2 separate regions of the Homo sapiens genome follow, and region 1 is linked to region 2. Evidence: chromatin contacts called from ENCODE Hi-C data. All regions are on one chromosome and are shown on one strand. The core of a region is the stretch at or near the end of the contact, and the rest is flanking DNA. Distances in the headings are between cores, read along the strand shown.

What was found. A loop is a pair of places that touch in the nucleus more often than their neighbours do. Pooled maps may share reads with other maps.
Region 1: a map of B cell shows a loop between it and region 2 (15-fold over the local background). The contact joins the promoter of ETAA1 here to the promoter of EHBP1 in region 2. A Hi-C loop is called at or near these places in 3 of 168 maps with a recorded cell type or tissue (B cell, CD8-positive, alpha-beta T cell and naive thymus-derived CD4-positive, alpha-beta T cell) and 9 of 50 pooled maps.

Annotation. Positions count from the first base shown.
Region 1 is chr2:67,395,004-67,402,678 of GRCh38, forward strand. It overlaps ETAA1 (ETAA1 activator of ATR kinase), which reads left to right and starts at 2,330. Exons shown (of 6, transcript NM_019002.4): 1 at 2,330-2,668; 2 at 4,166-4,294; 3 at 4,547-4,623. The coding sequence starts at 2,446.
Region 2 is chr2:62,704,028-62,711,354 of GRCh38, forward strand. EHBP1 (EH domain binding protein 1) reads left to right here and starts at 1,686. Exons shown (of 23, transcript NM_001142616.3): 1 at 1,686-2,025; 2 at 2,870-3,268. The coding sequence starts at 3,165. RefSeq lists an enhancer at 1,393-1,532 and silencers at 1,563-1,822, 1,943-2,022.

The DNA of each region.
Region 1 (7,675 bases), core at 1,080-3,579, 4.7 Mb after region 2:
GCTAATTTTTTGTATTTTTTGTAGAGATGGGTTTTCGCCATGTTGCCCAGGCTGGTCTCAAACTCCTGGGCTCAAGCAGTCCACCTGCCTCGGCTTCTCAAAGTGCTAGGATTACAGGCATAAGCCACTGCATCCCACCAAAGCATTTTTATAAACTGTATCTTGATGAACAAGTCCATGCATTTAAACAGAGAATATTCCTCAGAGTGGGATTGCTAGATCAAAAACTGGTTTCCAAAGTGGTTGTGCCAAATTATACTCTCACCAGCAGTACGTGACAGCTTCCATTGGTTTACTGCCTCAATACCTATATTGTCAGTCTTTTTAACTTTAGCCATTCTGATATGGTTTTCATTTGCATTTTCCTGATTAAAAATGAATCTGATTTTTCCATAAGTTTGTTGATAATATTTTCTCTTGTGAAGATCCTGCTCAAGGGTCTCATCCACTTTTGGTTTTGACAGTCAATCATTTCCTTAGTGATTTGTATCAGTTCTTCATATAACCTATATATAGGCCCTTAAATATGTCTTATAAATATTTTCTCCCAATTTGTGCCTTGCCCTTCCTTCTCTTTAATGTTGTTTTTGAATGGACAGAAGTTCTCAAATTATCAATTTTGTGTAGTCACATTTATAATTATGCCTGGTGACCTTTGTTTTATTTCAAATGCGTTCTGTCATGAAGACAATTTATACCTTCTAAAATGTTATTTTATCTTCTACAATTAAATTTATAATGAATATATATGCACCTGATTTGGGGATAAAGTTTGAGGTAAAGGTCATGTTTCTTTCTTTTTCTACATGAACATCAAATAGACCAAGCACTATTTAATTTCAAAAGTCCTTTTACCATTGCTCAGAAGGGTCACCTTTGTCTTAAATCGTGTTCATTTATATGGAAGTCTGTTTCTGTGCTATCCTGTTTCTTTCATCTTTGTCTATCCTGACACCATCATAACACTGTCTTAATTACCATATAAGTCTTGATACCTGGTAGATATCAACCCTCATTATTCTTCGAGAGATCTTCAAGAGTTTATTGATATTTTTGGTCCCTTGCATTTTCATATAAATTTTAGAAAAAACTTACCATGTTACACACACACAGTCACACACTGGGCCTTCATATGTATTTATGTTGAATCTATAGGTCAGTTTGGAAATAGCTGACATTGTAACAATATTGAGTCTCACAACCCATGAACATAGTGTAACCATTTATTTAGGTCTTCGTTTTCTTTCAAAAAAAAAATTTTTTTTTTTTTTGAGACGGAGTCTTGCTCTGTTGCCCAGGCTGGAGTGCAGTGGCGCAATCTCGGCTCACTGCAACCTCCACCTCCCAGGTTCAAGCAATTCTCTGCCTCAGCTCCCAAGTAGCTGGGATTACAGGCACCCGCCACCACGCCTGGCTAATTTTTGTATGTATGTATGTATGTATGTATTTACTTATTTTACACGAAGTCCCCCTCTGTCGCCCAGGCTGGAATGCAGATGCGCGATCTCTGCTCACTGCAAGTGCAGTGGCGCAATCTCGGCTCATTGCAACCTCCGCCTCCCAGGTTCAAGCAATTCTCCTGCCTTGGCCTCCCCAGTAGCCGGGACTACAGGCACGCACCACCATGCCCGGCTAATTTTTTGTATTTTTAGTAGAGACGGGGTTTCACCATGCTGGTCAGGCTGGTCTTGAACTCCTGACCTCGTGATCCGCCTGCCTCGGCCTCCCAAAGTGCTGAGATTACAGGCTTGAGCCATGGCGCCCGGCCTCAAAAATGTTTTATAGTTCTCTTTGTAGGAAGGACAATCTTTAACTTATTCCTAGTTACTTGCTATCTCATGCACTATTATAAATAGTATCTCTTTAAAACTTCAATTTTATATCTGTTGCTAATCTATTGAAACACATTGATCTTTGAATATTGACTTTGTATCCAGCAACTCTTAAATTAATTTAGTAATTTTTTCTACTTTCTTTTGGATTTTTCTATGCACATAGCATCTATGAAAAATTAACTGTATTTCCTCTTCTTGAGAAATTCGAAGACTCTCAATAATCTGAATTTGACTAACGTGCAATTTTCGTTGTAAATTCAATAAAAAGTTGCTAGTGTATTCAATCTTTCCAACTCACAAGCTCCCACTCTCAGTTTACGCGGACCTGACTACTACCCGAACAACCCCCACCAGTCTGGAGGATTTTGAGCCTAGACACTCCTCCAGAGCAGGCTCCTGTCCCGGCTGCGGAAGTGCGCGCGCCCTCGGCACCTTAACAGTTCCGCCCCTCTCCCGGACCCAGCCAATCAGCGGCCGCCTCTTGCGCGCGCCCCACCGACCAAAATGGCGGCTGCCGTTGGTGCGGGGTGCGGTTTGTAGTGCTGTTGCCCTACTCATCCCTTTGCAAAATGTGAAAGAAGAAGCGGCTGGTGGAGGCGGGCCATAGGCAATGAGTCGGCGAAGGAAACATGATGACAGCCCTAGCCCGAAGAAAACGCCGCACAAAACAGTGGCGGCGGAGGAATGCGGCTCGGTGGTCGAGCCAGGGAGGAGGCGGCTGAGATCGGCCCGCGGTTCGTGGCCCTGCGGGGCTAGAGAGGGGCCTCCCGGGCCAGTGCGGCAGCGAGAGCAGCCTCCGACCGCCGCCCTGTGCAGTAAAAGTAACCCCGAGGGTGAGACGTCGGCAGCGCGGCCTGCCTTGGCTTCGGCGCCGCATCCCCACATCCCAGCTTGCAACAGGGAAATCTGGGGTGGGGGTGGAGTCTGGAGCGTGTATTCTGTCTCTGGGATTCACCCCTCGAGAGTCCAAAAATAATCCTATACCACTCCCCGATGGGCTTTTGTCCCCGAACTTCAGCACTACCCCGTTAGGTTTGACCATCCATTTGCCTCCGCCACAGGAATAGGTAATGTGGTTTACCTGTTTGCGGGAGGGCGGCTGCTTTCCAGGCTGCTCCTCCAGTCAGCAGCAGTGGTGGAGTGAGAAGAAACAGCTGATAGGCCCGCTAACCTCAGTTTTTGCCCGGAGAAGTTATTTCTCTTTAAACCCTTTTTTTCCCTGTGACCTGCTTTAGAGAAGAGTTCATAGGAAAAGTTAAAGTTTGTCTCAAAGCCTGGTAGATGTCTCACCTCATTGTGAATAAACCGGAAGTTCCTGTGTGTAACATCCCTCCAAATAAGATACTAAGGATCTCTTTCGTCTCGATTAGTTTTAGGTGTTACTTTTTAAAAGACTTCTAGTAAATCTTAGTTGGAACTGAAACTCATACAAAAGCCTTTATTCTGGAGCATGTTCTTGAAATAGTGCTTTTTTTTTTTTTTTTTTTTTTATACCTTACGTGTCTTTTTTCTTTTGGGAAAGAATCTCGCCCTGTCGCCCAGGCTGCAGTGCAGTAGCACAATCTCGGCTCACTGCAACCTCCGCCTCCCGGGTTCAAGCGATTCTCCTGCCTCAGCCTCCCAAGTAGCTGGGACTACAGGCGTGTGCCACCTCGCCCGGCTAATTTTTTGTATTTTTGGTAGAGACAGGGGTTTCACCGTGTTAGCCAGGATGGTCTCGATTTCCTGACCTCGTGATCCACCCGCCTCGGCCTCCCAAAGTGCTGGGATTACAGCCACCGCGCCCGGCCACCTTACATGTCTTTAATAATACTCCTATAAAGCAATTTGGGAATGAACAAAAATCTTTATAAAAATTTGAAAGTGATTCTAGACAAAAATTCCCAAGCATTGGATCACTAATGGTTTTTGAAGAATGGCAATTAATGTAGATTAGATAGAGTTGGTGAAAGGGGGCTAAACATATTTAGGTTTCTGTTGGGTTACTTTGGATTTTTGAATGTACCTATAAATTACAGATGGTTCCCCAAAGCCTCCAAGACTCAATGGTAATAAATAGAATGACTTAGGTTATACAGTATTGTATTATGCATTCATAAAGCTTCTGGATTATCTAGAAGTGTTTGCTATTTACAATGTGAAGTTTGCGAAGTGCCGCGTGGATTTTTATGTGAAACAAGCATTTCTGTTACGGTTCAGGTAATTATCTCTGGGAAAAAAAATTATCTTGGACTATAAAAGTTAGTCTCAGCTATTTGACCTTGGGGTCTTACGAAGTAAGGTAATGCTTTAAAATGCAACAATTGTTATTTTACTCATATTTTATATAGAAAGGTATGAAACACCAAAGAGAGCGCTGAAAATGGACTCACTGTCATCTTCCTTCAGTTCTCCTAATGATCCAGATGGACAGAATGATATCTTTTGGGATCAGAATTCTCCATTGACAAAGCAGTTAGGTAATTAATTATTAACATTTTTTATGTGAGTAAATATTTGATAAATGATTCAGATTTAACTAGAATTCTAGTCAGATAATAGCATCGGGAACCTCTGAGAATGTTATATGATTTTATCTGTATAAGTATGTGATGTAAACACATAATCCTCTAAGCTGCACTAAATAAAATTACTTTCTAAGAAGTGACAGCTGTTTTTTAAAATGGAGGGTTTTTTGTTTAAAATTTATAGAAATGTCTTTGTTTCTTTAGGTAAAGGAAGAAAAAAACAGATTTACACCACAGATAGTGATGAGATTTCACATATTGTTAATCGTATTGCTCCTCAGGTAAATATCACTAGTTTTACAGTTTGTTTTAAAACAGTGAAGAATGTGCCACTAAGTTTTTGTAGTTTCTTTAAATGAAAAGTATTGTCTATTATAATTCTTTTTTCCAAAAATAAGGCAGCAAAGATTACTGTTTTGCCTTTTCTACTTTTGAAATACATATTTTGAAAAAAGGAATATAATATAAAATACAAGATATTTTCTTAAGTATATATCTTGTTTTAATTTTTTAGAGTAATTTTTGACTAGGGCATTGTGTTTATCTGTAATGTTGTGCTTAACAACATACGACATCATTTTTCAAGTTGCTAAAATAATAGAATAAGGCAGTGAAAAAAGTTTATACTTCTATGATTGTTTTGTGATTGGTACTTCCTGTCTGTAACATTTCCCCATTGAAACTATTAATACTCATTTCCTTATAAGATTATCAAGAAACACTTACAAAAGTGGAGAGCACTGAATTCAAATTTAGTCCTCATTCAACCTCCTATGCTGTGTGACCCAGTGCAAGTTATTTAAACTCCCACCACTTCAGTTCATTCAGCCATGAACTAGAATTATTGTGTTGCTCTTGCTGTCTTCATTGGATCATTATGAGAATTAAACTAGATAAAAATTCTTTGTAAACTATAGAGTGCTATAATTGTAAGGTTACGTTAAGGTTGTTACTGTAATAGAACCATCTCCAAAGCTTTTTTTTCTTTTCTTGGACAGGCATGGTGACTCATTCCTGTAATCTCAGCATTTTGGGAGGAAGGCTGAGGCAGGAAGATTGCTTGAGGCCAGGAGTTTAAGACCCTGTCTCTTAAAAAAAATTTTTTTTTGAGTGTTTCGTTTCTTTTTTTCATTTCTGTTCTTTTATTGTTTGAGTGAAATAGAAATATGTTCAAGTCAATCATTTGACACAAAGCAATCCAGTAACTCTAATATTATAATTACTAAGAAGCAAAGGCTCAATACGTGAAACTGTTCTGAACTTCTTTACTTTTTGTTCTCTTTTTCTTATTTAACATTTAAATCCAGAGAACATTTTTGCTTAGTGTCTTCTCTGAAGGAAGTATGCCATTTTTCCTTAACCTGCGCTTGAATAGTTACTATATGTTGACCATAAACAATAGATGGCACTGGCCCAAAACATGGTTTGAAGAATTACTGTCACCCAGGTGGAAGAGACAGAAAATGAAGTTTTTCTTAGCAGCTATAAAATATCCAAAATTACACCTAGCACAGTCAAAACAACTCTGTTGCTACTAGCTCTACATTCCATTTTTAGCATGTCATAGAAATTCATTTTACTTACAGTTAATTAGTTAAATAGCATTTATGCCATAATAGTACTTACTCTATAAGTTAACAATAGATCTTCATTAATTGTGGGTTTCACATGAAAGAAGCATAATAAAATGTGTTTGGGTGGGCCAGTCTAAATAGTGATAAAAAGATAGTTGTGAATAAATTATTGGACTCTTTACCTAAGTGGGCTAGAAATAATAGCTCATATAAAGAAATGACAACAGTACGCAAGTGGTAACTTGTATAAAAGAAAAAAATATAGTGAAATTAGTAGCTTTAAAATGTTACCCTCTTAAACTGAGTACTTTTAAAGCATATAAATCTTTAGCAGTTTCAAGGTCTGTTTGAAAGCTTGTCATGTTCTCAGAATGACAAATACTTATATTGTTTATTTTTAGGTGAGTCATTCTCAAATCATTTAGTTTTAACATTTTCAGAGATAGCATTTTTTTAAATATGCGCTTTTATTTTGGTTGGACAGTCAGTTCACTTTTTGCAGGGATACTTTTATACAATGTTGTTTATTTGAAGATGGTATGTATCTTCATTTATACAGCTTTGCACAGTATACTTTTTATAATGAAATGAAGTAATGCATTTAGATACCTTATACAGCACCTGGATTATGGTTGAAAATCAATAAATTATGTAATTATTCATGAAGAAATATGTAATAACATGTATAAATAGTATACAAACATACATAGGACCCATGTATATGTAAAGTTGGGTACATAAAGTCATAATTTAGTTCTCTGAAAATTGAATGAATTTAAAATTACTTTTGTAAATGGCAGAGTTCATAATTAAGACTATGATTGTCTTTAAATTCAAGATTGTTGAAATAAAAGGGAAAATATATTGAGTCTGAAAGTGAAATTACTGATTTTCTTGAGTATTTGCAAAGCTAAAGGCAACTAGGTTCAAGTTGACATTAAGAAAACTTTTTTGATTCATTGAGGATTTGAAGTACCAAACTGTAGGGATCTTTTCACCTAAATCTTCTAGTAAATAAATGTATACTGACACTGGTATGCCCAATATTGTGCTGGATGCTGAGTTATTCTAAGAAGAGTCCTTGCCTTTGAGTAGCCTATAATCTAGTAGTAAAATTATTTTTTAAATTGTGTGATATTTATGTTCATTCTAGGTACTATAAAATAGAGTGAAAATGGTTACTTGATTTGATTTGTTGGTTTGGTTTGCAATTAATGCCTAAAGCTCATTCTGTAATTTTTTTGTGTGATCAAGTGACTGAAAGGTACAGCAAAAGTATCCAGGTCTAAAATGCCTTTTTTCTGTATATTATCTGGGCTAAACTTTTCTGTTTTCTCTATTTTTTTATTCTTATTCCTGTCTCATTCTTAGCATCAGTTCTAACCTTGCTCTTATCTCTTAATTCATTCCTGATCTTAATTCTGAGTGTTCTTAATTTAGGTCAACATGGATTGTCCAACTTTAGATAAAGATTATAATAAGGATAAAGAAAATTTGGAGAAACAGATGATACAGAAAGAATTCCATATGTATCTCCTCTCAATTCTGATGATTTCTGCCACACAGTTTCTGACACTAATGTTTTTATAAGTATCTTAGGACAATTAAAATGTCAATTTTCTTTTGATAAAAACATGCTTCTGTTATTAAATGTACATTTGATAAATTTAATTCTTAAAACAATATTTTTTTAAAATAAGCAATTTGTAATTCTGAATGTTTTCATTCTCTGAAACATAAGTGGATCAATTATTGTAGC
Region 2 (7,327 bases), core at 436-2,935:
AAAAAACTCCACACACTTAAAGCCTACTAAAGATGCAGAATATATTATTATATGAGATCATAATGGCTGTAGGTTGTAGTGACTTCGTAAACCACTCAGGAAGGACATCAGAGAACTCTTAATAGAAAATAAGAATCAATATGATTATTACGATTATCTTAACATTTTAGAATTGACTAGCAAAATAAGCGATAACTATGCTGTTTTCTGTAAAATGCACACTGTGCTCTTGTATTATTAGATCATTTTCTTTATTGAAAGTGGAAATTGAATTAGATACTGGATTCAAGCCTTATATCTGTCTCCCCATCTCTCTTGATTCTTCAACATGTCTCTCCACTTTGTCTTGGCCCCCAATGTCTACAGATGGACTCAATTCTCACCCATCACTGCTCTCTCTTCCTGTCCCTGAAAGAATCCTCCCTAGACCCTAACACCTTTCAAGCTACTTTGTCCATGCACCCTGCTTTCCAACCTTCGTAAGATTGAATGATCCTTGTTTCCAGAACCCATCCCGCTTGCTTTCTTTTTATGTTAGCTTGCCTCTCTTTTTTTTCCAAACTGTCTGCCCATAGCTTGCTGATGCGCCTACTTCTCTGATTATTCCTTCTCGGTCTCTTTCCCATTTTACTCTGTTTATTCCTTAGATGCTAGGATTCCCCTGAAGTTTCATTCTTTGTCCTCTTTCTCCACACCAGGGGTCTGTGAACCACCTAAAACTGAAAACAATTTTTTGTGTTTTGAGACAGAACACTTTTTCCCCCTTGAGAAAGTATCTGTAGCTTTCATATTCTCAAAAGGGCCCTTGGCTCTTTTAACAAGATTGAGTGTCCCTGCCCTCACTCTGCCTCCTCCTTTTTGCCTTTGACCACCCTTTTTATATGCTAGCTGTTCCCAAATCCATCTACAGTTCTCACTAGGGGCAAAAGAGTCCGACAGCGAAGAGGAAACCAAGATTCAAAGAAATGTTGAAGACTCCGAACAATAAGAAATTGTACTGTACACATTTTGTGTCTAGCTCAGCTGATTCAATCCCACTGAAGACCAGTTGACTCTATGTTGGGCGGGGAGCGGCCGGGGTGTCGGGGGGTGCCTGACAGGGTCATTACTTCAGGTTGTCAGGTAAGATCCCAGGAGGAACTGGTGAAATAAAGGCTATGCGCAAAAACCCTAGTTGCCAGTGGCGGAGGAGAGGGCGCGCCCAGGTCCTGGCGGAGATGAGAACAGGAGAGAAACCCACAGGCAGCTGCACTGCCCACAGCTGCAGCGAAGCCAATCTCTAGGTCTGCAATCACCCTTAGGGGCCAGAAACCCAGCCCCGCACCAGCGGCGCCTTTGACGGACAGCCACCTTCTGCAATCACCTTGCAGTTCACTATAAACACTCCCTATTCCTCCCGCCTATCGCTTCCCTCTCCAAGCCAATCAGAAGAACGGGCGGGATCGTCCTTAGTCGGTTCCTTCTTTTTTTTTTTAAAAAAAAGGTAGCCTGTGCGTCGCATTCCGGCTTCGGGGAAAAACCACCTCCCGAGCAAGGGCAAGGCGGAGCCCCTGTGATGGGCAGGCAGTTCTACCAATGAGGTGCCCCAGCCGCTGTAAGACCCGGCCGCCGAGGTGGGCGGGGCACGCGCGGGGCCTGGCCAATGGCGGCGGGGCGGTGGAGGTTGAGCTGCCGTGGGTAGGGTTAGTGTGAGAGGTGCGGCGGGGGAGGTAATGATGATGGTGGCGGAGGAGAAAGGCGGGGGAGGGGGTGCTGGGCGCTGAGCGGTGGCTCTGGCAGGGCTTGGTAGGGTGGGGGACGGTCGCGGGGCGATCTGTCAGGGAGGGGGTGGGCGTGAGGGGCGCCGTCCGCCTGAGGGGCTGCAGATCCCGGCTACCGCGAGCGCCGTGGCTGGCTTGGCTGTTCCATGTGGCTCCGGCGGGGATGGAGGACTCGGTGGCGGCGGCGGCTGCTGCTGCGGCGGCGACGGAGGAGCGGCTATGAGAAGGGAACGGGGCCAGACTCAGCCCGACAGCGGGATTAGAGGTGTGAGGAGGGGGCGGGAGTGGACGAGCGGCGGGGCCGGGGCTCGGGGTCCGGGCTGGGGTCTTCTGGTATCGCCTGGGTGACAGGGACCGCGGACGAGCCACCGCCTGTCTCCGCTGGGGGGCAGGGGTCTGGGCTCCGTGCGTGAGGAGACTGGGCTCCGGCGGACTGTTTCCCTGAGGATGGGGGAGGGAGGCACCGCACCCTGCACAGTCCACTTGCCCCGCTGGTCATTGCTTCACCCCCAGGCAGGAGTTTCCATTTCCCTCCGGTTGGCAGCGAAGGAGCCCAAGTGGCCTGGAGCCGGGACATTGCCCTCTCTCTGCCTGGAGATTTCCCTCCACTCCTCGTTCCCCATCCATTTCCTCCCTCCGACTGAAAAATAGCATTCCTCCTGGCTCCCTAATTTGTTCCAAGCACATATTGTCGGACTTGAGGCTATTAATTATCGACTGAAAAACAAAGTTTATTAAAAAATACTCCACTTCTCCCTCTTTCTGGCGGTGGACATTAAACAGCATCCCTAGACTTTCCCGCTCTGCTCGCCCTTCAGTGATGCTAACAGGGGGAGGTAGGGCCCCGAGTTACCGTCTCTCTGGATTGTTGTTGGTGCTGACTACCTGATGTGTCGCTCCACGTCTTCGGTGTGAATTGTAATTTCTTCCTTGGTGTCTTGCATCCTTGATGTTACTGGCTTTTGAGGTCAGTGTTTTGTTTCATTGTTTAAAAGACATGCAGAGAACTGGGATGGTCTTTTGCAGCGTTATTTAACATGGGTGGTTAGTCATTTCTCATGATTCTCTCCTCATATTCTTTCTCTTTTTGTCTTTGTTTTGCTTTTCAGCCCTCCAGAATACCCATCATATAGCCCCTGAGGTGGCATGGTGATGTCTCCATGAGGGAACCCCTTCCCACTCATCCTGTCACGTATATCATAGTGTTCTTGACTGGGCCATTCATCTAAGATGGGATTTACCCTGTGAAACAGGGAGAAGACTTATGGACCCCAAGCATCATTTCGAGTTGTAGTTGAGTTTTTAAAAGACATACATGCAAAGTTCCTTTGCTTTGGACCCTCTGCATTATTAAAGCTGCTGTATTGCTAACCCAGAACTGCTCCAGTGTCTTGACTGATCATCATGGCTTCAGTTTGGAAGAGACTGCAGCGTGTGGGAAAACATGCATCCAAGTTCCAGTTTGTGGCCTCCTACCAGGAGCTCATGGTTGAGTGTACGAAGAAATGGTAAGATGTACCTGGAGGTAGATTTTGCTGTGCTGTGGCCTAAGCATACTGTGGCCTAAACTCTGGGTCTTCTGATAGTATATTTACCTTTCTATAGTGCACTAGTGTGTAGAAGCTGGGTGGGGCGCAGATAACTCTAACAAGTACTGTGCTGTGCACTGTTGCTGCTAGTACCATCCCTGTGGATTTTAATTACTGCGCTTCAGTATGGCTCAGAGGACTGTAACTGTGAGAGCACACTAAATACAATAGATTTGGTTTTGAGGTTATTCATCATTAGTGTTAAAATAACTTTGATTTTTGTAATTTTAAGGAGACAAAGAATGGCTACTGAAATATTGTGAGCATTAATCCGTATATTTTAATATAACAGGCATATGATTTAATAGAGTTTTAATATAGAAGTCTATATTCTTGTGGGGTGATGGTAATCTATTTTATTTTTGTTTTTTCATTTTTCCTTGCTTAGGATAAAGAATTTTTCATTATTTGATTAATGGAATGCCATCCACAAAACCTTAGAAATTCTTTTGTTAAATGCTTACTCAGGCAACTGTATTTTATTTTAATTGCCTAATGGGATACATTTCTTGGCCAGATTTAAGGAAGCAATTAGTAGTGCTGGTCTGTGATTGGCTTTTTTCCACTTGAGAAGAGTAAATATAGGGCTTTCTTTCCATTGCCCTGAATGATAAACAACAAAAATTTTTTATTTAGTGAGAGAAAAAAGTTAATTTTAAGCAAATGGTCGTTTGGGTCTTGATTTACTGCAGTGATTAAGCAGTAATGGACTTATTGCAAAATAAGTCCATTTCTTTGTCCAGAAGGACTGTAATTCAGGTCTGTAATAATTTTTCTTTTTAACATCCATTTTATTAGATTAAAAAAATAGCTTGCTTTATTCTAGAACTCTTATATTTGAATATTTATTTGGAACTAGTTTCTGAATGCTTTTCTCTTCAACTTATTAGGAATATTATTTTAAAATCAGTTTGAGAAATGCATGCACTCATTACCTACTTTATACCAGGTACTGTGGATTTAGAGTAGAATACAACATAATCCCTGTCCTCAAGGAGTGTGCAGTCCAGTATAAGGAGAGTCACATGAATAAATTCACCGTGAGAGATGCAATAATATAAATATGTATGACATAAGGATTTTAATCTGTCTCGATACAGTTGAGTATCTTTGAGGACGGGTTATTTAACTTCTCCGTGATTCAAGTTTCCATATCCATAAAGGTCATAATGGTGCCACTTCATGGGGAGGGTAATTGTGAAGATTAAATGAGTTAATACATTTAAAATGCTTGGAACAGTGTCAGGGACATAGTGCCTAATAGATGCCATTATTATGTACAGAGGTCGCAGAGGGAAAAACAATTCTTTAAGGGTAGAGGATGAGTTGTTGGGATGGCTTCCTGGGATCTGAGCTGGGTTTTGAAAGATTCATAGTTGTTGTCCAGGAAGCCAAGGGAGAAGACGTAAAAGACATTCTAGACTGAAGCAACAACCTATGCAGAAACATGGGAGGCTTACCTAGCATGGGATGTGCTGGAAATTCAAGTAGTATAGTTTGATATTAATGGGGTTTAAAGTGTAGGATTGGGGGGCATGCAGTGAGATATGAGGTTTGAGAGTCAGGCAGGACTGAAAGCATGTTAAGTTATGTGCTGTTAATAAATGATTTGGGGATTATTCTGTAGGTGATAGGAACATAGTAAAAGATTATGAGCAGAAGAGACATTAGGTTTGCTATTGGAAAATCACCAGGACAACAGTGTAGACTGAGGATCATAGTAAAAAGGTGACTGGAAGCAGCAATATTAGGGTAGCTGTTTTAATAAATAAGGGGAGACAAAAGGTTAGGACTAGGCAGTGGCAAAGGGAATGGAGAGAATTAACTGGAGGAACACTCAGAACACAAAATGGGTAGGATTTGGTGGTCATTTCAGTTGGGGATCTGAGCAAGATGGGGATGAGGGAGAAGAAAAGGGCTAGATTGACATCCAAGCTTTTGTGTTGGAAATTTGGATGTATTTGACCAAGCTGGAGAAGGTCGTGATTATAGGTGTTTCTTAACTTGGCAGTATACTGGGAGCATCAACGTTAAGATGGTTAAATTTTAATCTTTTTCTTAAGGGAAATAGAACATTATCAGGTGATTCCTCAGTTAGAAAATCAGTTTCTTCCTCACAGTTTGCAGCCTTCCTGGAATTTTATTTCCCTAGAGCTTTTAAGTTATTAATTTTTAAATAACAATTTAAGTTATTGCTAATGTGTCTAAAGGTAAAAGCTACAGCGAAAATTTAGCTTGATTGCAGTTGAATAAATGGCTTGATTACTTTTAGGGATGGCCATTATGGTGTCCCTATTAAATCAGGTCTTATGATAGGATCTGGACTTAATACCAGAAGGATTTGGATGTTCTCCTAGAAGTATTGGGGGTACTTAATACTTAGTACCCCCAATACTTCTTGTATTGTCTAGTGGTTCTAGAACTTACATCTAGAACTTAATACCAGAATTATTTATACCAGTTCTAGAACCACTAGAACTTAGATCAGGAACAAAAACGAGAATGTCTTTTTTTCATTTGAGAGAGGGACAGTATACCAGGGAGGGCCTATTCATCATCATTCCTTGATTGCCACATGAAGGGGCTTTAGCAAATTTGGAGATGATAGGGGTTTATACCCCCTACTCTTCTTGTTGTCCTTATGTCATTTAATTATTAAATGATGTAGCTGTTGGCAAGTAGTAAGACTGGCCTCTGGAGATGAGTTTGAAAGAGACTGTACTGTCATTTCTCAGTTTACTTTCTGTTCTGTTCTTTTATCATCTGTAGGCTTTTAGATTTCTGAGAGAAATCTTTACTATATGAGTTCTCAAAGGCTTTACAGGTGTTTAAGTAAACTGTATGAAAGTTGGCAAGTTGGGGTTATGATGATAATTTAACTATGTTGCAAATTAAATTCTGGTAAAAGCTCTCTAATATATGACATGAATCATTATGTATGAATACGTATTATATTTTGTATGTATATATATGAACATATTTTATATTTGTATTTATATTTCTTCCATCTAATTCTTAGTTGTGGTGGGAGGACTAAAAATATTCAGAGTGCTGTAAACTTTTCCCAAAAAGTCATGTATTTATTTTAGTTTCTTATTTTTCTATGTCATATAAGAATTCCTTTTCCTTATTTTAAAATATAATTTTAATTATAATTTATATATTAAATAGGCAGTACAATCACATGGTTCAAAACTCTAGAGGTACAAAAAGGTGAAGATACATCCCTGAAAGTAACTCTTCTTTTTGTTCATTATTTCACACATCTTTGCCAACCTTGTGACCCCAGGATTTGAAAGGTAAAAAAAAAGTAGTTTTTCTTAGTGTTTAAGTTTGTGACATTGACCTGTTAGATAAAATATAAACTCTTTAATCTGATGTTCCAGGCTATGTGTAACTGATCCCAGCTTAGTCTTCCAATTAGACATTAAGAAGACTACATGCACTTTCAGTGTTAAGTTGAATTTATGAAGACCAAATTACATTAAGAAGTATTAATTTCAGATCCACTTCTTTGGGTGGCTTAAGCAAGCATTTCTCTGTTGACCATGGAGTGATATAGAGATACATGAGCCTTGATGTAAATAACCTACTTTTGAAATAAATTTTACAAAGAACAGAAAAAAGCATTAATTAGAAACAAACTTGGTGTGTTTTGTGGGATATGGACTGTCATGAGTAAAAGTGGAAGCAGGGATACCAGCTAATAGGCTGTTGCAGTAATTCAAACAGCAGAGTAGTAGGTGGTGAGAAATGGTCAGACATATGTAACACACACATACCCTCACACACACTCAGCACCACCACACTTTATTGAGGTATAATTTACACTTGCATATAGTAAAATGCATCCATTTTAAGTGTACAGTTCAGTGAGTTTTGACAATTTTATGTACCCATGTAGCTGGATAATAAATTTTTTTAAAGATATAGTTAGCAGGACTTACTGATGGATTAGATATGATGTAAAGTAAGAGA